2 separate regions of the Mus musculus genome follow, and region 2 is linked to region 1. Evidence: chromatin loops called from intact Hi-C (ENCODE). Cell type or tissue: left cerebral cortex. All regions are shown on one strand. Each heading gives the region's core, and the rest is flanking DNA. Links, peaks and the distances in the headings are about the cores only.

Region 1 (12,305 bases), core at 2,308-10,307:
GGAACACGGGGGAAATGTGGCCCTGGCCATTGCTAGTTCTATGGCTAATGATTTGCATTTTGACTTTCGCTATCTTTGTCTCCCGTGGAAGCATTAACTAAGTGTCTGGGATGTGCCTGGCAGTGACTAGATTCTTAAAAACAGTTAGCAAGTGTCAGTTTAGGTATTAAGAAAAAAATATGTGGGAGAGGCACACGAGAACAGGAGAGGTGGCTCGGTGGTGTCGCTGTCCCCTAGTCCTGGATGCTGTCACTTCTGGTTTCTCCACTGATGACAAACAGGGGGGCCCTGGACTGTGAATGAAGCTTCATCTGGGTGTGATGGGACATTTTGGCCTCTCTTTTAGCAGGTTCTCCTCCCGTCTCTGGTCCTTCTGCTCCCTTGCACCCAATCAGGATCACCTTGCTGTTCCCTGTGTTCTTCTCTCCAGCTTTCTTGGCAATCAGAGAGCAGAAAACCCCACCTCCATCTTATTCTCTGCCTCAGGACATTGGTTCCCTTTGGTCATTGCCCCTACCTTGGCAAAGGCTAAGGAACTTGGGTACCACGTAGAGAGAGGATGGAGAGGGTAGAGGGTGCACTAAAGACACATCCTGACTCTGTAGCTGGATTGCCACCTAAGCCAGAGGCTATTCTGAGGGCCGAGTCAGTGGGACACTGAGAGGGGCAGCTCTGTGGGAGACAGAGGAGGAGAAAAGGCTCACTGCAATGAGAGTTGTCTGACCTCCACACATATGCCATGGCACTCCAGTACCTGCACACAATACACATGGTGATGGTGATGATGACAGGAACTTTATTTAATCATGTAAACCTGAATTAAAATCCTGCCCTTGCTCCGAGTTGTACTTGGGCAAGCTAGATGCACGGCAGTGTCTACTTCCTAGAATCGTATGCAAAGTAAGTAAGAAATAACAAAGGAAAAACCAATAGTTGCTCGATACATTGACAAGCACTCAAAAATATGGTGCTGAGAAGTGTTGCTTACAAAAACAGATAACATAGTATCTTTAGCAAATATGCCAGTCAGATCCCTCTGTCTTCAGGGAAGCCTTCCCAGAAGGACTAGGTCTCCTTAGAATCTGATCCAGGCCTATGCTTCCCAAGAGCCTCCTTGAAAATAGCACGTACAAGGCACAGTTCTTCTGACCGGGTCAAGAGCGAAGATAGTACTACCCTAATGAAAATAACACTGTGTCCATAAGCCATCTGGTTTGCTGACCCGGCTTATGGCCACAGCTTGTAGGAAGACGACCCAGGACAGCAGGTGAGGCTGTTAAAGCCGTGCATTGACTAGTCCTATAGTTAGTTGTCTGCTCACTTTTCCTCCCGAAGTTCAGGGTCAGGGAGCATGGCTGCTTGATTCTTGCTGCATTCCCAGCAGGCTCTTACCGAGCAGGACATGCTGAAGCAATAAAGGAGAGAGTGTCTCGAACTCAGTGTTACCAAACCTGCATCCATTCCTGTGTTGTTAATCTTTACTGATTATTAACCACACGTCTGATCCTTGGGAAGATTTCAAGTTAAGACAGTGAAATTTGATTCCATGGGGGTGATCATCATTCTAGCCATGTGGGCTGCCGTTGCTATTGATGGATGTGCCAAAGAGTTCAACACAGCCTCATCTTTCCTAGGACCGTCTTCTATTGATAGGACTTAACTATTCAAAGTCTGAGGTGGTTGCGAAGTGTTACTTCTTGTCTCTGGGTTAACACAGCATGTCTATCCAAAGCTGGGAGTGGTTTGCATGGACTCCAGGTACCCAGGGCTGTCCTCTAGGCCTCTTCTAACTGAGCTGATGTGCTTGCTGTCTTTCCCAGGTCATGCTCTCAGAGCGGAAGGGTACAGATGAACTCTATGCCGTGAAGATCCTGAAGAAGGACGTGGTGATCCAAGATGACGATGTGGAGTGCACCATGGTGGAGAAGCGGGTGCTGGCCCTGCCTGGGAAGCCCCCGTTCCTGACTCAGCTCCATTCCTGCTTCCAGACCATGGTAACGGGTCCAGCACTCTGGGTAGCCACTTCCAGGGTTGCCACGGGTTTGGGCCAGTAACAGTTGCCATCCTGAGGAGACACCTGGGCTGTCTGCCTTGTGGAAACTAAAGGATGCTGGGCTCACAGAAGTCTTGCCACTGTACACAGTCCCCTGGGGTAGATCCTGTCCCAACTCAGGCAAATCGTTTTATACTCAGACAATCCAAGTCTTTGCAAGCATTAAGGGGTGACTTAGGGACAGGGTCTCAGCAAATCTTCCTTCCTTCCTTCCTTCCTTCCTTCCTTCCTTCCTTTCTTTCTTTCTTTCTTTCTTTTTTTTTTTTTTAATTTTTATAGTCCGGATAGGAGCAGTCAGCCCTCCTAGCCCTTTGGAGGAGCATGCAGACATCTCTGCAGGTTGCCTGAGGCCTTTGCTAGGGGCCTTCCCCGAGGAGGATTTCTTGAGAGCACTGCTCTGAGAAAGCATCTGAGGCTGGGCAAAGGGTTGTAGGGAAGGGCTAGTGGTTTCAGAATGCGACCCGACAGCCAGAATGAGAGGGAACATTCATGCACTCTCTGCTGCTGCCCCTGCAAGAGTTAAGATGTCACTTCAGTGCCTTCTGACCAGTCCCCGTTCCTGTCAGATGTTGACCTCCATTCCCAGGAGAAGAACCCCAGCACAAGTGCAAATTAAGGAAAGGTTCATTCCTATTATCATGCAACCCAGGAGCCATAACGGAGTCTCAGCAGGTGTAGAAGCTTGATCCGAGACTGACAACCTGAGTTCAGTGCCCAGGCTCAAGCTGTGAAGGAGAAGACAGGTTCCCACAAGATGTCCTCCTAAAGCCATATATGCATTATCATGTGCACACGTGCGCACACACACACACACACACACACACACACACCATACCTACATGCACACATGCACACCACATGACACACACACACACACACACATGCTTGCACATACCTCACACATACACTCACACACACACCACACATATACACACACACCAAACATAAACACACATATTCACACACATACATGCACATACATGTACACACACTCATGCACATGTACACACACACTACACATGCATGCACATACCACACACACACTCACACACACAACACACACACAACCACACACAAGATAGATAGATAGATAGATAGATAGATAGATAGATAGATAGATAGATACATCGATACATCGATACATCGATACATAGATAATAAATAAATAAAATGTGTTTTAACTCTAAAAAAAAGGAGTTCATCCCTTAAGACATAGTTCTAAGGCCAATGGCCATGGCTTCCAAGAATGGACTCTGTAGGGTTCTTCTAGACCCTTTGCCTTTCAATCTGCACAATCTGACTTTATATCTCACCCTCTACATGAGATGGATTGGATGCTGTTGTAGTCTGCATCAAAGCCATTTCGTCACTTTCTTTTATCTGTTCTTGGATCTGCTGGGCATTCCGGGCTGTTTGGTCTGTAGTGTTTTCAGCCTGGGCTCTGCTTACCACACTCTCACAGCATCTCTACCTGCTTCTCTCTCCCTTGCATTTTCTAGAAATTGACAGCTAGGTCTAGAGGCTTGGTCAGACTCAGCATCTATCAGTTAGCAAGACGGCAGTTGCCCCTAGATTCCGGGTGTATTCTTTCAGGAAATGCATAAGGATCTTGGTGATGCTGGCCCAGACTGATGCTCTCAGCACTAAGTCAATTAGCTCACTGGAGATTTAAGATGGGAATATCTGTTTTGCATTTGCTAGCTGGGATGCTTTTTACGAAGCATTCTCCTTGCTTGCTTCCCGATGATCTGGCTCATACAGGAAAGGACAGAATCGATACTCCAATTCTTCCCTTTGTTTACGCTTCTGGATAGTGAATTAGTTCACAGTTGTGCTCTGAGGGGGACTAAAGCTTGGCTTTTAAAGTAAACCTTTAAGGGGAAGGGAGAATGGCTGTAAAGAAAATTTTAAGTAAATGACCGTTTATATTGCATGGGCACAGGCAAAGGCCAGCAACAAAGGAAGCCAAGTATCTTTAACATTACCTGGGGAATTCAGTTCAGAAGGGGTCCACATGTTAACAGAGTTAGGATGTAACCTTTGAGACTCCCCCTTCCTCCTTTCCATGGCTGGTTCCCAAACTCACTCAAGAGTAGCAGCTCATGACTGTCTGGTAAACAGGCCAGTGGCGAACTTGGAACAGCAGTTTGCAATTTTAGCTGTGTGTGTCAAAATGGAGAAGAGTGAGCCATTTATGACTAATGTTCATTAAAGGATAGCATCTTTATCAGTAATGAACTGCTTTGAGAATAGCCATGTGGAGTGGATTTGAGATTATTCCTTTGATGGCAAGTGGCCTCCCCCGTCTGAGCTTCATTTGTCTGGCACGATGGATTCCAGGAGCAGCATGCACATGGCAGGAGTCACAAGTGCTGGATTTTCCTCCAGGAGTTGTCCCATGCCAGGAACGCTAAGAACCTCAAGAGTTGGTGGACTCTTGTCCTGCATGGGGAGAGGATCTGTGACTCTTTCCAGACAGTTTCCCACTGCAGAAAGTAGAGGAGTGCAACAGGCAATTTTCTCAGTGGTTGGCAGTAATACGGAGTGGTTAGTTCATGTTCAGGAGCTGTGTTTTGTGTTGGGGGTGGGGTGATGGGTGGGAGGCTTGAAGAGATGCACTTACTCTAAGAGAAAAGGCCTGGTGAGGCCGTTTGAGAGGGGAGCAGGCACCTAGCCACCTTACCTGGGTTCAAGTAGACACCCAGCCACCTCACCTGTACTCTGGGCATCATTTCATTGCATAAAACACAAGAACTTATGTATTTTTCATTATGATTTTTCTTTATAATTTTTTATATTTCATTTTTCTTGAGACAGGGTCTTCTCCTACATAGTCTTATCTGTCCTGGAACTGCCTATGCAGACCAGGCTGGACTCAACTTAAAGATATCCTTCTGCCTCTACCTCCTGAGCACTGAGATTAAAAGCATGTGCCATCACATTCAGACTGATTTTTAAAACTCTGTGCATGTGTGCATGGCTGTTTGTATATGTGTATATAAACCAAGAGTTGGGAGGGGGCATCTGTGGAGATCAAAAGACCCTGTAGTGTCAGCATGTGGGATGCATAGGGAACAAGAGATCAAGTGCCCTGTTCACTTGGGATTCCCACTCTACCAGGGAGACTGGAAAAAGGGCACAGCAACAAAAGCAGAGGGGCTGGCATCGGGGAGACTGGTATTGTGAGATGACTTGTTTTGATGGGATCATCAAGGAAAGCCTTGGTGGTAAGGTTGACATTTGAGCAGAAACCAGAACAGGCAGGGCTACCTGGGGGCAAAGCAGTAGTAGGGAGCAGGAAGAGTCCGTGTGAAGGCCCCAGGCAGGAACACGCTCCCTGTGTCTAAGGAACAGCCAGAGGGCCAGTTTAGCCTGAGCGGATTGTCATGTTGTATTTTGTGACCCAGAATTCCTTTATGAATCAGCTCTCTTTAAAGGAACAACAAAGCTATTATAGCATACTGCAAACTTGATAGGTGTGTGTGTATGTGTGTGTGTGTGCATGCATGCACTAGAGATGTAGAATTTTGAAAATATAAGCTCCTTGATAGATTTTTTTAATCTATAAAGTAGTCAAAACATATGAAAGTAAAATTCATCCAATAATATCCTTGATGGTTTCTGCCATTCTTGAAATGACACAACGCTTTTGTTTTGTTTTGGCTTGGTTTTGGTTTGTTGAAACAGGGTTTCTTTGTGTAGCTCTGATTGTCCTGGGACCAGCTCTCTGTAGACCAGGCTGGCCTTAAACTCACAGGGATCCACCTGTCTCTGTCTCCCGAGTGCTGGGACTAAAGGCATGTTCCACCGCTCTCTGGTCCCAAAGCTCATTATTTTAAAAGTTGTTTAGAAAAACAAAACTCTGTCAGAAGTATCCTTATACTGTATTTTCAAAGCTTTCAAAAGTATGTGTGCCATTTTCCCTGTTAGTGGAAATCTAGAATATTAAATTTTGTTTGATGTATTCTAAATGTGTTCAGCCTACACATGTACACAGAGAAGGCTGGCATGGCCAAATCAAGACATTGATTAGAGTCAGGGAAGGATGTATAGATAACTGTCTTCTTGAGTTTCCAATATTTCAGAAGTGTCTCTACCAAGGCAATTAAAATTGGGGTGTGTGTTATAGACACACATGTGCATGCAGCCACATACACAGTCCAGAGGAGGACATTATGTGACCTTCTCTGTCCCTTGTTACCTTTAGACAAGGGCCAGAATGCTCCAGTGATTGCAATATATCTTCTGCACTTCCCAGAACTGAGATTACAGGTGCATGTACCCAAACACCTCAAGTTTTTACACGGGTGCTGGGGATTTGAACTTGGGCCCTCGTGCTTACACAGCAAATGTCGGGGCACTCATAGGTAACAACATATGAGCCATCTGCTCAGCCTCTTAGATTTTTAAAAAAATTGACCACAAGATGGCAAAATAGATGCAAAAGCTTTTGGAAGAGAGTTAAGTTTTAGAGAGTTAGTTGCTCATTGGATGAGCCCGTTTCAGGCAAATGGACTTCTGGTGAGTTGTTCCAGAGACACACAGGCCAAAGCATGCATTCCCCAGGGAGATGGATATGGACCTATGATTACCGGCCATAGGACTCCTAGAAAGTCACTAACAGCTGTGAATATGGGTTTTATCATCTTGTAAAAGGAGCCCATTACATGGGAATTAAAAGGGACAGTAGAACGAATCTAACAAACACCGAGTAGAAGTTTGTTCCATGATTGGAGCTGGGCTGGGGCCCCTTGCTGCACAGGCACACAATAATTTCATTTCCTCCCATCTTTTTGCAGTTTTTCTCAGGGACAATTGTCAGCCAGGCACATTCATGTAATTTCCCAACTGCCAGTGGGCACAGGCAGTTAAGTTTCTTCAGCAAAACATCTATTTTAACTGTTTTCTTTTCAATTGAACATATGCACCTCTTTTTTTTTTCTTAAATAGAATTAGATTTCATGAGTCATTGAAGGACAGAAGTTACTTCCTCCCCAAATTTGCTGCCATGGCCCAGCAATAACTCAGCTGCAAGGCATGCTGGGAGAAACATCCACCCAGAATACAAAAGAGGGCAGAGATGGGGACAGGGATGGTTTCCACCTATTGGCGTCATGCCCATTGAGGCTCCAGAGCGTCCAAGGGGCCATGGTGACTCAGGCCACATCTGGTTTTTGTAGTAATGCCCAAGGAGGTGCTTGGACCTTAGGGCAATGCTGAAGAAGGTTCTCGGAAGAGTCTTGGTCAGAGATGTCAGGGTTGTAAGAAGTAGGATACTTCTCTCCCACACTAAACTACCTCATGCATAAACAGAAAAAAGCAACCAACACTAAGGAAGTCTTTATGGGAGAAACAAAGGCATGTGTGTGCTTGACCTTGGAAGGAACTAGGATTTGTGAATTTAAGGCAGATTTTATCTTCTTTCTTATTGTTTCTCTGTTTGTCACTGCTTTTGGCCGGTGTGGCTTCTCTAATCCATATCCAGCAAATTTCCTGAGTTCCAATTCATAATCGCAGGAGAGGGGATCTGATTGATTCCGTTATGTCAGGTGTTCCTTCCTGGCCCGACCAAGTGTTTATTAGGTAACACTAACTCAGTGGGAACCTTATAAAAAAGTGTTGTGTCTACTGGGAGGGCATAATTGGTGCTTCTGTTAACTGGGGGATGCCAGTAGAATCCATGGAGATTCCGATACAGATGCAGTCTGAAGTGCCTCATAAAAAAGAGATGTAGTACCCAAGGGGTTCCTGGGAACTTGGCAGGTATCAGGGCTGCTGGGCACTAATGATTAGAGGATCTTGGGTAGGGAAGGAACCAGAAATGCCAACTGAATCTAAGTGTTAGGGCAGGTTGGGATAGTGATAGTTGGGTTCTTTCTAGTCTCTTGTATTCTTCTGATGGCAGCATTGGCATATTCATTTGATAATTAAAGATCCTTTAAGTCCACAGAAGAAGAAAGGTTCTTCCAGCCCTTGAGAACCTTTGTGTCTGCACCAAAGGGAGATAGGAAGCCAGAACAGAAAAAGCACGAGGTCCTTGTGTTGGATTGGGATTATCATGCTGTAGAATGAGAGAAAGAAGAGTTCAGTGTGCACACATCTCCTTGACCACACATTCACCCCTATGAAGCTCTGTGAATGCACACAGACTTGGCATGGCTGTCTGATGTGAGAGCACCCCATATGGAGGCGAAGCTGCTAGGACTCTACTCCGTTTAGGAAGACAGTGGGTGCGAACAACCAACCCCGAGGTCCCAGAGCAAGTATCCCGTGTAACTAGGGTGTGAACCAGGGCTGGCTGATGCCAAAGCCAGAGCTCTTATTCACAGTACTTCACGGCTTCTCTGGAGAGAAGCAGATGGCTGTGTGTGATAAAGGGATCAACTTACAGACACACTGAATTCACGGACAAGCCTTGAAAAAAATCATTAAAAATTGCTACAGAGACAACATAACACAATTCATCTTAGAACACTGTACGAGAGCGGCCCACGTGGTTGGTATCCCCTCACCAAGGTCTCATTAAAAGTGGCAAGGGACCCAGGGAGACGGTCCAATGGATGACAGTGCTTACTTCATGTGCACAGGGAACTGAGTTCAGAACCCAGCTCTCATATACCCGTAAACCCTCCTGCTGTGAGGGAGGAAACAGGAGGATCTCTGGAGCTTGATAGGCTGCCAGCCTCAGGGCAGTGAGAGACCCTAACGCAAAGAAATGAGGCAGGGTGATAAAGCAGGCCATTCAACATCATCCTCTAGACTCAGCACACATGCATGGGCCCATGTACCTGGACACATGTGTCCATACACCACACACATATACCATAATCTCAGAGAAAATGGCAGACATCCCACCACCACCACACAGGCATCATGCCCCACTCTATTTCAGCTACGCTGGGGGAGGATTGCCTCTTTTTGCGTTCTCTGTCTCCATGTGCTCTGCTCAGATGAACTGTGCGTAGGCAGTGCACTTATCATTTTATATGACCACACCCTGGACTCGCATTCCAAATTTAGAAAATTCTGCACAACTATTATACATGACATGTATACATGAGTTTTGTTTTGTTTTGTTTTGTTTTTTAGCTTTTTGAATTTACTGAGGGAATTTGGGGCGGGGGGAGAAGAAGAAAAGAATTGAAAATGCACAGGAGCCCCTTTCAGCTTACAGGCCACGGCAGCAGCACTTTTGAAGAGGCATTTTAAGGCTGAGCAGACTGGCTAGTTTGAAGAGAGAGTTGGTGAGTTTGCCTCTCTGTGCTTTTAATTGGAGATGACAGTGGAACGCCCACTTAGGAACGTCCTGGAGTTGGCTGGAGCCAGCTGGAGCCGGCTGGAGCTCAGGAGAGAGGGGAGGATAGAAATTGGAGGCAACACGTGTCAGTCCAGAGAGAGCCCCTGGGCCGTGACTAGAGGGGGAGGGGTACACCCATTTTGAAGGTGATCCTCAGTAAATACTTCTATGATTCTTATATGGGGGAGCCCATCAGGCAAAACCTCATCGAATACCACAGGTTTGAGAACAAAGAACGTCTGAGGCAATGGTTTTGTAAGGAGAATGGGGAACAAGGTCAAATTCCAGGGCTGTGGAGGAGATCCTATAGTTAACTGAGGTCCCAGGGTTTGCTCCTGGCTCTCTTAATGCCATTTCTTCTATTGCATTTATTTTGAGCATGGTTTGAATTAGTTATATGTATATTTTAACCAAGATTTTAGATGCTCTAGGGAAAAGTTCTGTATCTTACTCTTTATTTTGGCCTCTGTAATGACTAATACACACGTACACACATACATACACACATACACGCACATATGCATGCATACACACACACACACACAGACACACACACACACACACACACACACACACACACAAACATATGTTCAGAGGAAGCTCTCAAGTTTGCCTCTACTCAAGGTTGGCTCTGGTTGGCCCCCAGTTGGACTTTCCAAACTTTGTCATTCCTGGCTACTGCAGGATATGAACTTTGTGACATGGACAAATGGTGTTTGTTTTTGATATATAAAATAAATTCTTTAAAATATTGATGCACCAAAGTCAAATTGGATATAGAATGTAAATAGCAGAGTCCAGACTGAGTTTATAGTTTTTACAAGGACAGTGCCTTTCCAGTTATGAAGATTTAACATATTTAAGCAATTACGTTTCAGTTTTTAAAGTGAATTTCAACTTATGTACTTATTTTAGTCTTGCTATATAGTACGAGATGGTCTTATGGTCTTTCTGCCTCAGCTGCTCACGTGCTTCATTACAGGCCTGTCTCACCATAGTCAGAAAAAAACAAAGGACAAAAACCAACCAACTAAACGAATAAACAAAAAGCAAGCCGGATAGCCAACCAAATGACAGCAATGACAAAAACCCCATAAACTGAATTTCTAAGACTATTTTTTTTAAGGTGAGGAAGGATAGATCTTTGAAAAGCTGCTTACGTTTAACAATATTTCTTTCCATAATTCATTTTTCACTTTACATCCCAATCACAATGCCCTGTCTCCCTTCCCCCAGTCCTGTCCTTGCAAATCCCTGGCCCCTTCTCCCTCCCCTTCTCCTCAGAGGAGAGGATGCCCCCCGATACCACTCTACCCTGAGTGTATTTTAAGAGAGGAGTAAAGCTTACTGGAGAGCTTGAATTCACCCGGGGGTGGGGGAGGGGGGAAGAGACGGGCTAAAGCTCCCTCTTCTTCATCATCTTCAGACATGAGCTGGTCTCACCCATGGCTTCCTATCTCGTATGACTCCGTGTGCCTTAGTCTTCCTCTTCAGCAATAACACCCATGATGTAAGAAGCTTCCTATATTTGACTGTATTTCCAAGCTCCACAAACACAAATTATAAGAAGTTAGACGTGTACACCTATGATTACCTAGGACTATCTGCTACCCTTCTTTGAGAAACAGTGCCATTTGGAAAGGTGTCTGGCGGTGCCTCACACTGGCACTGTGGGTCCCTCCCGGCAGCTTGGCTGACAGTGGAGAGGCATCTGACACAGCGTTGGCATCATTAGGTGTCCAGAGGCTAAAGGACAGCAAGATACCAGTCATAGCTTTTCATAACCAAGACACTGGCCAGCCAAAGCTTGTCAGGTAGGGTTCAGAGATGGCTGGTGTCAAGGTTCTCCCACGTAGTTAGCAGTGGAAACAGACCATATAGCTTCAGCCTGAATGGGGCCGTCATGGTACTGGGATTCTGACTGTCGGGTCTGGGGAGAGGGAGATTAGCAAGTTAAGCTAATCCAGCCAGAAATGAAGCAAGTAAAATCTCTCCTTACTTCTCCCTCTGTGGCCAATGCCATCTGCTGTTTTAAAAATAATTTTTAAAAGCGAGTGTTTTGGTTCTCTTCAGTGTGCAGCAAAGACAGATGCTATTTTGGGCTTGTTTTCTATCACCCCCCCACCACCACCACCAAGAACCAGGGGCTGAGTGTCGTTGGGTTCTGGTGTACTGTCTGCTTTGTGCCACCATCTTTGGTGCAACCTTTGTGCTAACTTCATATTCCACCACCCCATTTCCCTCTCTGCCTCTCATTAGGTTGTTAGAAAGAGGAAGTAGTATTGATTTGAGAAAGAACGAATATATATATATATATATATATATATATATAATTGGTTGACTTGCGCTGCTTACTGTAAACCTGCAGCTCCAGCTGGATGCAGGGAACAGAGCACTGATGGGCTAGAGGCTTCGATGGGAGGAAGAATGCATCCATATATCCTTCCCAGAACTTTTCCCCGCTGCTTGTACTCACTGGGGGCAGCATAGTGAGAGGCTGCAAGTGTTGACCCTAGAACTGATCCTTCTCGGTTCAAATCCTGGCTCTGCCACTTAGCAGCTGAGCGATGCTTCGCCAGGTCCCTTAACTCAGGTAAACATCAAGTGTTTGGTGATGGTGGCTTCGTGTCATCATTGTCTGTGTTACAACTATCAAAATTCACACTTGACCACACATGTTACCTTTTATATAAAGTAATATAAATGCCTATGCACTGGAAGGAATTTTTTTTTCTTTAAATGATGGATTAAACATTTGTTCTATGGCCAGAATTCTCTTAGGCAGTATGTACATGCCGTAGGTGAGGAGTAGCCACTGTATAAGTGAAGAGAAAACTGGAGATCAGAGAGGTTAAATAATCGCATGGCAGTAGCATAGCCAGTAAGTGGCAGAGTGGTATTCCAACACTGTGTTCATTATGGGTCTGGGATCTCTGCCCTGCAGTTTCTGCGCTA
Region 2 (12,305 bases), core at 1,941-9,940, 69 kb after region 1:
CAAGGGGTAGGGCCAACTCTCTGGTTCTTATGACTCTGGGGCCAACTCACCTGTGTCTCCTCCACCAGGGCCAGCTCTACTGTGCTGGCCAGGAAAGGTGCAGGGCCTGCCTGCTCTCCCACTCTTATGACCCCCAAGGCCAGCTCTCCTGCCTGCTACAGATAGCAGGGATGAGGTGGGGGAAGACCTCTCCCCTGTAGGCCATCCTCCAACCCTTCTCATTCCCCATCCACCCCCCCCCAAAACCCCTCCTTCAGCACCTCATAGCAGATGAGTGGTGGAGTCAGCTCCCCTGTGCTCACCCATACTCCCGCCACCAAGGCCAGGTCTACTGGGCTGCCCAGGTGCGGGAAGGGCTGTTCTCTTGAGTGCTGCTGCTAGTGAGAGGTGGAGGCTAGTTCTCCAGAGTGCCACAGCCAGTGAGGAGTGGGGACAGCTCTGCACAGCCCTTGCACATTAATATGGTCCCTGACAGTAGCCCAGACCAGCCACATGGTCTTTAGTGGTAATGGGAACCATGGACATTGACACAGATATCTGCTGCTGCATGGCCACAGACACAGACATGACCCTCAAGGACAGCATGGGCTGGGACTTCACCATGGCCTCAGGTAGCAGGGCTGGCTACTCACAACAGACTACTCCTCTCAGGCCCGCACGTCTCCAGTTCCATCTCCCATCATAATGCTCAAGCTACTCCACTTCTCTTTCTCTCCCATCTCTCCACCACATCCTTGCACATTATAGTGGTTCCTGCTGTGGGTGGGCTGCATGGCTGGCGGACCTCTGGGTGCCTTCACACACCCACTACAAAGCATGGCCACAGCCTGTGACGGTAGCATGGTAGCAGACTGGCCTCTTGGAAATAATTCAAACTAAGAAATGGCTACATTCTTGGGTTTGGGTGGTTAGGTTGGTAGAATGCTTGATGCATGAGACCCTGGATTTGATCCCCAGAACTGCCTACATTAGGCACGGTGGTACACGCCTGTGATCCCAGAATTCTGAAGGCAGAGGAGGATTAGGAGCTCAAGGTCATCCTCTCCTTGGCTACAGAGCAAGTTTGAGGCCAACTTGAACTACTTGGAACCTTGTCTTTAAAAGTGAGAAGGTGCTGAGATAGATCAGCGGGTAAAACTGCGTGCTGTCAAAAGTAAGGATTGAACCCCGATTCCCATGACTTACACGGCAGAAGGATCAAATTAACTCTTACAATGAAATAGGTATGATGCCTTCTGAATGATGCCGGTGAGACAAGGAGTCCCTCTCTCAGTGTAGGGCGGGACAATACTGAATGATCCGTTAGCCCGCCGCATCCATCCCTGAGTGGGCCATGCTTCTGCTCTCTTGTGGAAACGTGCAGTCTGCAACGCGTGCCTCTGTAGCTGCTAAGGCTGGTAAGTAGCAGAAAAGAGTAAACGTGTCACACACCAAGCACACCCTGTCTCTGGTTTATCTATCCCCTCTCTTGGAGGAGCCCCTCAAGTGGAGCAAATGGGCAGATACAGTGAATCCATTGATCTACCAGTGAGCTCATCTTTGGCAAAGTCTGGAAACCCTGCCAGTGAAAACTGGCTGAAGCCAACTTCAAAGTTGAGAAACTGGTTCTTCGCAGCATACATGAAAGTAAAAATCCATAGGTTTCTATGCAATATGTCCCATTTTTAAGATTGCATGAGAGAGCTGGTTACCATTACCTGTCAGTGTCTCCAACTTTCCCTATCTGCTATAGACTGACCCTTCCATTTAGAGAACACTCGGCAACTGTGCTGATCCAGGCACAGTCCTGGGAATAGGGTCACAGAGCCCAACAGTATAGTCTCAGACTCTCTACTCACAAGAGCAAAATGGCTGCAGAAGTCTCCGACTCTCATTTATTAGAATTATGTCTCATGAAAGCGAGAGAAGACACCTATAAAAGGCTGGTCCCTGGGCAGGGATCTTCTAAGTAAGTAAAGGTGCTAGCTCTCAATCCTGGTGACCTGGTGACCTGTTCTTAATCCTATGAACCTACATGGTAGAAGGAGAGAACTGACTCCTTAAAGTTGTCCTCTGACATCCACACACATGCTGTGGCATACATGTGTGCACTCTCTCTCACACACACACATAAAATACATGACTGTATGTTAGTTTCCTATAACAAGAAAGTATGCGGCTTACCCTGATTGGCTTAGCCTGGTCCCATGTACACTTTGTGGACCTAGAAATGTGTCTGGGTGAATAGGGAAGGCAGGAGCTTCAATTGCCCAGGCCCAAGTTGTGTTACTTAGCTAGTGCCATTTTACAAGCTACCTCTAAACTTTATTGCAGTGAATATTCCCTCTCCATTTTTTTTGTGGACTTTGAATATTGGTAGGGCTTAGTTAGTTGACAGTCTTACTGGGTTTTAGGCAAACTGTTGGGCAAGATTGTAATCTCATATGACATTCAACAAAAGGACCAGGTTTTACTTCTTGCCTTCCCCATAATTTTGCCAACAGCATCAATTTCTCATGAGATTCCCATAGAGCATGGGCATACACAGTGGTTTCTGGGGTCAGTGATCAAATGGGAATGTCCAAGTTGGAGACCACAGACTTTGCATCCTTACATGAAAAGTGACTCCTTACATTGCTGTTGTTCAGATACCATTCAGCAAGTTCAGCCTAGATTCAAGGGGGCGGGGGGGGGGGGGTTAAGCATGGTGAGACAGCCAGGAGGTAGAGTGTTTGAGGACCATCTCAGAGGCTGCTTGCAGCACAGATGTGAGCCACACCACTGCAGCTAGAAGCAAAGAGCCACCAGAGCACGTGGATGCAGAATGGGATCTCTGAATAAGATTTGGAGCCTGGCTTTAGGAACAAATGGAGATGTACACAAACCACAAAAGTATATTCTTTACATGTGGGAAATTTGGATTTCCTTCAAGATGTTTGGGGCCAGAGATACATGAGAGGCAAGCCAACACTGGGAAGACCCACTCGGCTTTGCATTGGTCTATGGACTTATCAGTTATTTCATAGTTAAGTTCAGTGGTTAAGGCAGGGGTTTGAATCCTACCCTCTGAGGAATCATATCCCTTTATCTTCAGGAATACAAACCGTACCAAGATAAGCTCACAGAAAAACACACATAATATAACTCTGCATCAGTAATCTAGCACCTCAAAACTCAGGTACTATCTTCTTTTTGAAGATTTGTTTTATGTGTTTCGCCTGCTTGTACATATGTACACCACATGCATGCTCGATGCCCTTGGATGTCAAAAGAGGTCACTGGATCCTTGGAAAGTGGAGCTGCAGATGATTTTGAGCCACCATGTGAATTCTGGGTAAAAACCAAGCCCTCTGCAAGAGCAACAAGTGCTCTTAACCACCGAGCCATCTCTCCAGCCCAAAATTCAGTTGATTCTTTTTTAAACTGACTGTTTCTTTGGTTCACAATGGAGGTTACTGTGGTCTGGGCACTTTAGGTTATCTCAGGCAGACTTGTCTCTGCATATCAGGCACCTGAAACGTCAACCGGTAACAACTCTAGATGACCTTATCCACATAACAGTGATTGACAGACCAGAAGGTCAGTGGGTGGTCAGTTTTTGTTTTGCATCCTTACTCTCTGTTAGTCCAGAAGTCTGGCATAGACTGCTTCATAGAGTGGATTTAATGACTCTAAAGAGCAGGCAAGAGAGAGAGGCCCAAGTGTTCTCTTCAAGTCTCTCCTTCTTTCCCATATACCAGTTCAAGGGAAGAGGAAACAGACTTCACCCTGGGACAGGAGATTTTGCAAAAGCAAATGAATATAAGGATAGGGAAAATTTATGGCCCAATTTTGAATCTACCATACTGTCCCTCAGCGGAATTATTTATGAACACAGAGAATATAAAAAACATAGAACAAACAGGAAAGAAATTTCCAGGGATATCCTGGGCTTCCCCATGGTCAGACTCTAATCTTAACAACAAACAGTACCAGAATTTAGGTTTGTGGGCTGGATAACCTGAGCCCACTGGAAAGCTGCTTGTTCAAGCTCTTCAAACCAACAATGGTAAACTTTTAGATCCTCAGATTTACATCTGCCATACTTTTCTTTCTCCAGCATCATATCCAAGCCAGGGCACTGATGGAAGGAGAAGAAAAGGAAAGCAAGAGAGAAGGGAATCACATTAAAAAACTTAATCTGATGCCACCTCCAATATCTGCCTCTAACATCCCAAAGCTAGTATCTGAGATCCTATGCTCTTGTGGGGTTTGGTGGATGAATGTCATGGCCCATGTGAAATTTTACTGAGAGTGTTAGGACTACCCCCTAGGAATTGATGCTTGCTCGAAAAGTTAATCCCCATTTCAAGAAACAATCCAGGTTTGAGTTCTAGTTCTTGTCCAGGGAATGAAACACACTTTCCTCTGCAGAGTTTTGTACCATGAATGCTGACTTTCCTGACATTTTGGCCTGTGTCTTAGCTGCTGTGGGGAAAAAAAAAAACATCATGAGCAAGGGAACTTTAATAAAAGAAGCATTTAGAGAGATTGCAATTAAGAGACTGCTTACAGTTTCAGGCTACTCCATTGTCATCACGGAGGGAAGCAGACAGGCATGGTGCTAGAGCAGTAGCTGAGAGCTTTACATCCTGATCCACAGGTAGAGAGCAAGAAACACTGGGCTTGGCTTTGTTTTTTGAAACCTCAAAGCCCATCCCAAGGATCCTCTAACAAGGCCATACCTCCTAGTCCTTCCCAAACTCTTCCACTAACTGAGACCAGGCATTTAAACACATGAGCCTATGAAGTCATTCATTATTCAAACCACCATAGCATACTCAAATGAGACCACGTGTCAGGGTGAAATTCAAATGATACTTGAACAAGAGATGTAAAGATAGACAGTTTTGTTCCAACCAGTGACTTCTACTTACACAGACAAGGAGGGAAATAAACGTTAATAATGAAACATCAATAAATGAAATGTGTCCATATTGAAGATCTGGCACTTCATTTCTATATGTGATCAGAACCCCTAAGGTCAGTTGGACTGTGTAGAGAACTTTTAATTATCATGTGGGTTGTAGTAATCTGTGCCTGTTCACAGTCACCTAACCACTAACCCACTGGCTCACTTTCAGTGGCTCACAGGTCTTACAGAGAGCTTAGCTTGAAACTCTGCTTCAATTTTTTCTGAACCACAGTCAAGATGTTGGCTGGGGTCTTCTCTAGGTTCAACTAGGGAAGGATCCCTTCTCTAACTGCTCTCATAGCTGTCATCAGGGTTCAGTTGCTTGAGAGGAACTGAGTGGAGGCTTCCCAAAAATCAGTGCCTTAATCACTTTTTTGCATCTAAAACAAAATGCTAAAGGCTGAGTAATTCTTGAAGAATAGCAGTTTTAGTTCAAAATTATGGATATTGGGAAGCCCAGGAACACTATAGTTCCTATTTTTTTGTCTGGTAGGGCCTTCTCCTGGGAGAGCCACCTCATGACGAGGTGGAGGGCATCAGGGGGTAAGAAAGAGCAAGCTTGCTTGCTTGGGTCCCTTTTGTCCTAGAGCCACTAATAACATTAGGGCCCCACCCACATGACTTCATCTAATCCTAACTGCTTCTCAAAGGTCCCATCACCAAATTCTACTAACATATGGCCTTGTGAATTACATTCCCAACATATGGACATTTGGGGAACACTTCTAAACCATAGCAAACTGCTTACTTGCTCAAAGAGTACAAGTCAAGGAAAAAGGCAACCAGAACACCATTGAAAAGAGAAGGAGAGTTCTGTCTCCCAGAGTTTAATCAAAGGAACAACACCACTTCAGTTTTTCTAAACACGGTTCATTCCAAGTAAATCACAAGAACCAGCACGCACTCCGGAGAACTTACCCGAGGATTTAAGTAGGCAGAAGGGAGGCGTCGAGTCATGTTGGAAACTGTCAGAAAATTTCTACCAGACAATGTGGCTTGGTGCAGAGGAAAATAGTGTCTTGGCTGTGTCCAGTAAATAGCCAGTCTTTTTCAACCAAATCAGCCCTCTCCTTAAAGTGAAATTAGAGGAGGTGGGGAAAGACCTCCTTGCCTTTCTCTAAGAGTAGATGAGTTGCTGTAGATGGCTGACTGGATATAATTAACTCAAATGGAGAATATTTTTGGTCCATGAAATTTTGAACCCCTCATTAACAGACCATACATCAGTGTTGCCTTAAGTTTGTAAGACGATGAGCCTTTGTTCTCAAAACAGAGGTATGCCTTGACCCTCTCCCTGTTCCCAAAATAGTGATTTAAATAACAATAATGCCACTATAGTCTCTGGCATTTGAATGCTTGGTCCCCATTTGGAGATGCTGCATGGGGAGGTTTACAAGGCAGACAGTGTATTGTACTGGAGGTGGGGTCTGGGACTATAAGACCTGCATCATTTCTGGTTTGCCCTCTCTGCTTCGTGCCTGTTCTTCAAGATAAATACTGCTGCCCCAGCCACCGTGCCTGCCACATGATGACTCTACTCTGCCATATGGACTCTAACTCTCTGAAATCATACGCCAAAATAAACCCTTAATGTTTTATCCCAGCAACAATCAGGTAACAAATGCAAATCCTTTCCTACCACAAGAACAATAGCAAACAAACAAACAAACAAACAAACAAACAAACAAACCACATAACATCAACTTCCTCAGTTAAACAACAGAAAGCCAAAGGGAACTTTAGTTAAAGATGTTCCTATGGTCTTGATTCCAACTTTATCATCAGGAGATTCTACAAGCAAGTGGATGCAGCCCAGCAAAGGAGGGAGTGGATGGACAGAGATGTTTGAAAGCATGTTGAGGGGTGATAGCTTGCCATTTAAATCAAGAGCAAGAAGAAAACACTCCCAGATCTCATCTGTCTTCTCACACCTTAGAAGTATTTTTTTCTCATTGCCATTTGACGACAAGGGCTGAGATTCTGTGAGAAGGAAATCATTGGGATGGGAAGTGTGTCCATGCAGCCATAATCCTCACTTCTAGAGCAGTGGCTGTGAGGGTGAGGGAAATGTGGATTCTCTCTTGTGCAAGCTGATATGCTGGACAGAATTTAAAACAGTGAAGGGGATAGTGCAGGCTGCAATCTATGTTGAGATTGTGGGACAGATGCTGCCAGAGGTAGAAACGTTGGCTGTTGTGTTTTTGACACAAGTGGAAGGAAGGAGCAGGAGGATGGGTGAGCCACTGAGTTAGGGAAGGAAGACCTTTGGCTTCCTTAGAGAGAAGGAACAGAGAACAGGGTGATGGATTCAGACTGGTCTGTCTCTAGCTCCTCTGAAGAAACCACCACGACAGGAAAAGAAGAAAAGCTGAAATAGATTAAAGCTTCAGCAACAGGGAGGAAAAGCTGGTCTGGTGGATTGGGTGGCTGCGCAAGGGTGTTGTATTAGTCACTGTTCTGTTGTTATAACAAAATATCTAAGTTAATTAACCAACATGTGAGAAGGTTCACGGTTTTGAAAGTTCCAGTCCTGGGGTGGATGACTTTGAGCCTCTGAAGATGATAGTGGCAGAGTTCATGTAACAAAACAAAGCCACCCACACCACGAGCTTGGAAACAAAGCAGAGAAAATGAAGGAGAAGAGTTCCCCAACCTCCTTAAATGTCATCAATAGTCTAAGGAACGCACACCATCTCCATCTCGTAAAGGTCCTCCTACCACCTCCTAAGGGTGCCTTCCTGGGATCAACCTTTTATGAAGCACGGGTAGGAAGGGACACTCCCCTAATTCATAAACAGATATCAATCCCTAATCTATAAATTGGGGAGGGGTCTTGCTTTCCTTGGAAATAGTCTTATAGAAATAATTAAGTTGAGGATCTTGAGCTGAAGGGATTACTCTGGCCTGTCAGGTGGACCCACCCTTGACGTCCTCACAAATATCCTTATTCAGGAGAAACAAAGGGAAAGAGCACAGACGGAGGAGGATAAGGTGACAGAATAAAACAGAGGGAGATGAGACCCAAATCTAAGAACGTGACAGTGCCAGAAGTCATGCGAGACAGAGAGGGCGCTCCCGTACAGACTTCAGAGAACAAGAACTTGTTGGCTCCTTTATTTCATGTTCCTGGCCTCCAGTACTGTGGAAGAACACCTTTCTTTGTTTTGAAACTCCCCAGCTTGGAATCATTTGGTACAGTATCCATGGAACACCAATACACCAGGATTCTCATTGACTAGCATCTAACCTAACTGCTGTTAAATGGACCAAGTTGAGATATCAAAACTGAGCCCTTTAGTACGTGGATACAAGGACACTATGCAGAAGTGCAGTCGACTGTGAAACCTCCTTCCAAGGTACAGGAAGTTAGACAGGAAGGAATTAGCAAGGACTCTCAGTCAGAGGGAGGTGGAGGCTTCTGTCCCTTGCCCACTGTGAGCTGCAGTGGGAGCAAGGACCCTCATGTCTGTGAGAGCCACCCTCTTAGGGATGCCGGAGACAGCTCTGTACAGTTCAAAGCCTGGGGACAGCTTGCCTCCTCCTCTTATACACCCACCTGGGGTTGGTGCAAACTCTTTTTGTCTGATGCTGCCGAGTGGTGGAAAGCTACAGAGGATGGACAGAACTCGCCTGCCATCTGCTCCTCTTCTGTGTTTTGTGAGTTTATTTTCAAATGTTAAGCGTTTGAGAGCAGCCGTCAGGCACCATCTCAAAACCTAACCAGTTGGCTAAAGACATTCACTTCAAATCCACGGCAATCACTCGGCGATCAGCAACTCCCCAGGGTTTGGAATAGGGGCTGAATCGTATTTTGAAACAACATCTTCAAATATTATCATATAATTTGATAACCGGAAAAGGAAAATATGATGTCTTGTTTCTATGATACAGACTTTGGGAAGGGAAACTACAAAAATCTTGCCAGACAAGCTGTTTGGAAAATGGAGGAACAAACTCCTTAGTCAAGAAAATATGAAGGTTTGGAGGGGGAGGGTAGCGTACAAGGATCTCTTAGGCATGCAGAAATGTGTATTTTCATTAGGAAGGAACACACACATGTAGTTGGTAGGTGACAGAGCTAGTATAAGCACACATGTATATGCACATGTACATATACACATATGTGTGTACATATACATATATGTACATGTGTGGTATGTTACACAAAAGGACGTGTCACCTTGATTTGGTTCTCAGCATGACTGGAAGCGAAGCATAATCAACATCTTATAATTTGATAGGAAGGGACCCGCTGCTATAGTTGTTAAGGGCAATCGGAATGTCTAGGCATGAACCCTGCCCTCCCCCCACCTCCCTGTCCTCCAGTCAGGAGCTGAGTTCGGGAGGCTCTGCTGTGGGAAGAGACTCTCATTTCAAGAAGAGGCTTCTCCAGGTCGGGGATCTTGGTGAATTAGAGATAGGTCTTGGAATGCTGAATGAAGTGGGGAATTTAGGAAGCTGTTACTTAAAATCATCTTAGATATCCACAACTAATTGCCTCCCCCTTTGGGCAACACAGGAATGAGAACTGAAAGCTGATTGCTGGACTATATTTCCAATTCATGCATACAAACCATAGAACACTTGACCCTGGTAGGAACAAAGGGTTAGGAAGCCTACTCCAGAATGTTGGAATGCCAGCTCCACCGCACACCAGCTACATAACCCCGGAGAACCCTACGGCCCCTCCCTGTCTGCTCACGCTTGTGCAAGGTCGGCAGTTGCTCCTTTAGGACTTTCGTGGAAGCCAAGTTGAGCTGGATATTTGGTGTGTTAGAGAGCTATTATTTTAACCAATTGGCCCAGCAGGTATAATACATACGTGAAGCAGCCTCTGACTGAGTAAGTGAGAGTAATGGAACCCAAGTTTTTGACCTGGGAAGTTCTTGTCTATTTAAAGCATGATCCCTTCCAGCGCTGACTGCAGAGGGTAGAGCCCAGTGATGTCATCTTCCCCTTCCTCAAGAGAAGCTGGGGGAAAAAATGTCCACCCCCAACCCTCATGGGTTGTCCTGACTTTTGAAATCTAGTCTGTAAATTCTAATTTCTGAATCTTTAGTGAACTGTGTCTGTTGGATGAATCTGTCAGGTGGGCTACAGGTTTGAAACGTAGAGTGACAAGCTAGATTGATGATCATCTGTATTTTCAGCTCTTTTAAGGAGATTCTAAGGGCACACTGGGCATTCCATTTGTACAATATATTCATTGGGCATTATCATTTATAACCAAATGACTTAGTGGTTGGGGCATTGGGCTCTATTCTTAGGGCGTTGCCCTAGTGATGCAGTTAACCCTCACTCCAGCCTGCAAGACAGGCGTTGTTCCTTCTGCTATTTTGCAGTTGAGGAAGCTGAAGCTCAAAGAGGTTAAATAACTTCATGGAGATACAACAGCAGATGGAGGAGTCAGACTTTGTATGCAAACTGTTGCCTTTAAGAGGCGTTAATCAATGTTCAACGCACCCAGTATTAGCTGAGCTGTCATCTGAATGCAGATGCAAAACGGTGTGCATTGCTGATGGACGCTGAAGTTAGCAGGACCATGCCAGAGCCCCTTGTTATCAAAGCTCATTCAAAAACTGTCCCGCCTACGCCTGTCAGTGCTGCCATCAAATGGGAGTGGCTCCACAGTCCGTGGAGCCTAAGAATAGTGGCTAGTGCCATCCAATGTCTTAAATTCTGATTACATATTTATTTATTTATTTATTTATTTATTTATTTATTTATTTATCGTGCGGGGAGGGGTCATGCACATGCCAGGGCACAGGTGTGGAGGTCAGAAGACAACCTGTAGGAGTCCATTTTCTCCTTCCACCATGTGGGTTCCAGGGATCCAACTCAAATCCTTAAGCTAGGTGGCAAGCACCTTTACCTGCTGATCCATCTTGCTGGCCCCAATCACTCACTGTTTAAACACAATATGAATACTAATGTAGTGTCTGTAAGATGAGGCACTATTTCTGTCATCTTCATTTTACATGGAAATTGAGTTCCAAAGAGGAAGAACTATTTGTCCGTTTTTACACTGCTACTAAGAGGTCAAGGTCTGATTCTGAGCACACTTCCCAGTTTACACTTCATTCATAACTTCATTCACAACCTAGCTCAGGCACACTATAACAATGCCCAGGAGCAGGAGCTAAAACTGCAAAGGGAAAGGTTAGAGGTGAATGTTACTATTGAACCCACTTTAGAGATCTGAAGGATGAGTCTATTAAGTACAAAGTCGCTTAACTATAAAGCCACCCAGTGGGCAATCACCAAGTCAAGGTGAGAATGCAGCTCTATCAGACCCTAAAGTTTACGTATCTATGTCTCCTGTGAACATGTTCTAGGATACTGAACCTGACAGCACATGCCTGTCACTCCTGCTTCCAAGAGACTGAGGCAGGAGGATAGTGCACGCTCACGGTCAACCTTGAGTTCAAGGGTAGCCTAAGCAACTGAGACCCTGCAAAGGTTGGGATGTAGCTACACGACAAACACCTCCTTAACATGTGTAAGGCCTAAGGTCAGGCCCCAGAACTGGAAAAGAATTTAAGTTCCGGGGTTCTGCCTTCTGGACTTTCAGAATAACTTATGCTAAGGGAGAATTGAAGAAATAGGATCAGATACAGCTACTCAGACTACTGAGTCAACTTTCAGAAAGCGTCCAAACAAATCACATGACCAGGCAGCGCGTGGGGGGGGGGGGGATGTCAAGGTTTCATATAGTGTCTCCCTGGGTGAGTGTCTCTCAGATACCCCACAGCCTCCAGCCCTCACACACCTCGAGATGGGAACGTGGCGCTCCTCTCTCATCCCTGGGTAATGGTATGATGTTCCTCAAGGTGGGGGTTGCTAATTTAGGGAACGAAAAAGCCTCAGATTATCTAGTTCCAGGAACAAATGGATCCAGGGGCAATATCAGAAGCCTGTTCCCCTCCTTCACTCAGCTTCTTCCATACTTCACTCTCTTCACAAATCCCTGGCACTTCCTAGAGTTTAGCGGTACCAAGAAAGGACAACTTATTCCAACAGTGCCAACGGAAGCTCTGAGTCTGAGTCCTGCTGCCCTGACTTGAACACCCATCTGACACCTTATCACCTTAGTCCAGTCAGGGTCGGGGCAGAGAGATAAACATCAGACTTCCCACACTTGGGTCCTACCCTACTATGGAGTAGGGTAGAAGAAAGAGGCAGTCACTTTGAATTGCATGTTACAATTGCTCTTCCAACAGAGAGCAGCATAGTTAAAGAAGAGAGAAGTTGGAACTGGGAAGACCACAACGGCAGGTTCTAAGAGTCACTGAGTAGAATCCACCCTCTCTCGAAGCTAAGACTTCAGCATCATTTAATGTATTACATGCTGTGGTTGATAATACCGAATGGC

What was found. Peaks named below come from ENCODE experiments on the same cell type or tissue, not always from the same donor. Only the 100,000 strongest peaks of a DNase experiment are listed, where the experiment ranks them.
Region 2: it touches region 1 in a loop (2.0-fold over the local background); 2 of 42 quality-filtered maps call a loop at or near these places.

The regions. Positions count from the first base shown.
Region 1 is chr7:122,566,314-122,578,618 of GRCm38, forward strand. Prkcb (protein kinase C, beta) reads left to right here. Exons shown (of 17, transcript NM_008855.2): 10 at 1,821-1,994. Among named protein-coding and RNA genes, the nearest start is that of Cacng3, 99 kb to the right of the region's middle. In left cerebral cortex, for the core only: no CTCF peak of the experiment used is centred there; DNase peaks (open chromatin) are centred at 6,511, 6,976, 8,325, 8,636 and 2 more places; H3K27ac peaks cover 5,285 bases.
Region 2 is chr7:122,635,338-122,647,642 of GRCm38, forward strand. No RefSeq gene overlaps it. Among named protein-coding and RNA genes, the nearest start is that of Cacng3, 30 kb to the right of the region's middle. In left cerebral cortex, for the core only: no CTCF peak of the experiment used is centred there; DNase peaks (open chromatin) are centred at 5,847, 8,037 and 8,543; H3K27ac peaks cover 1,118 bases.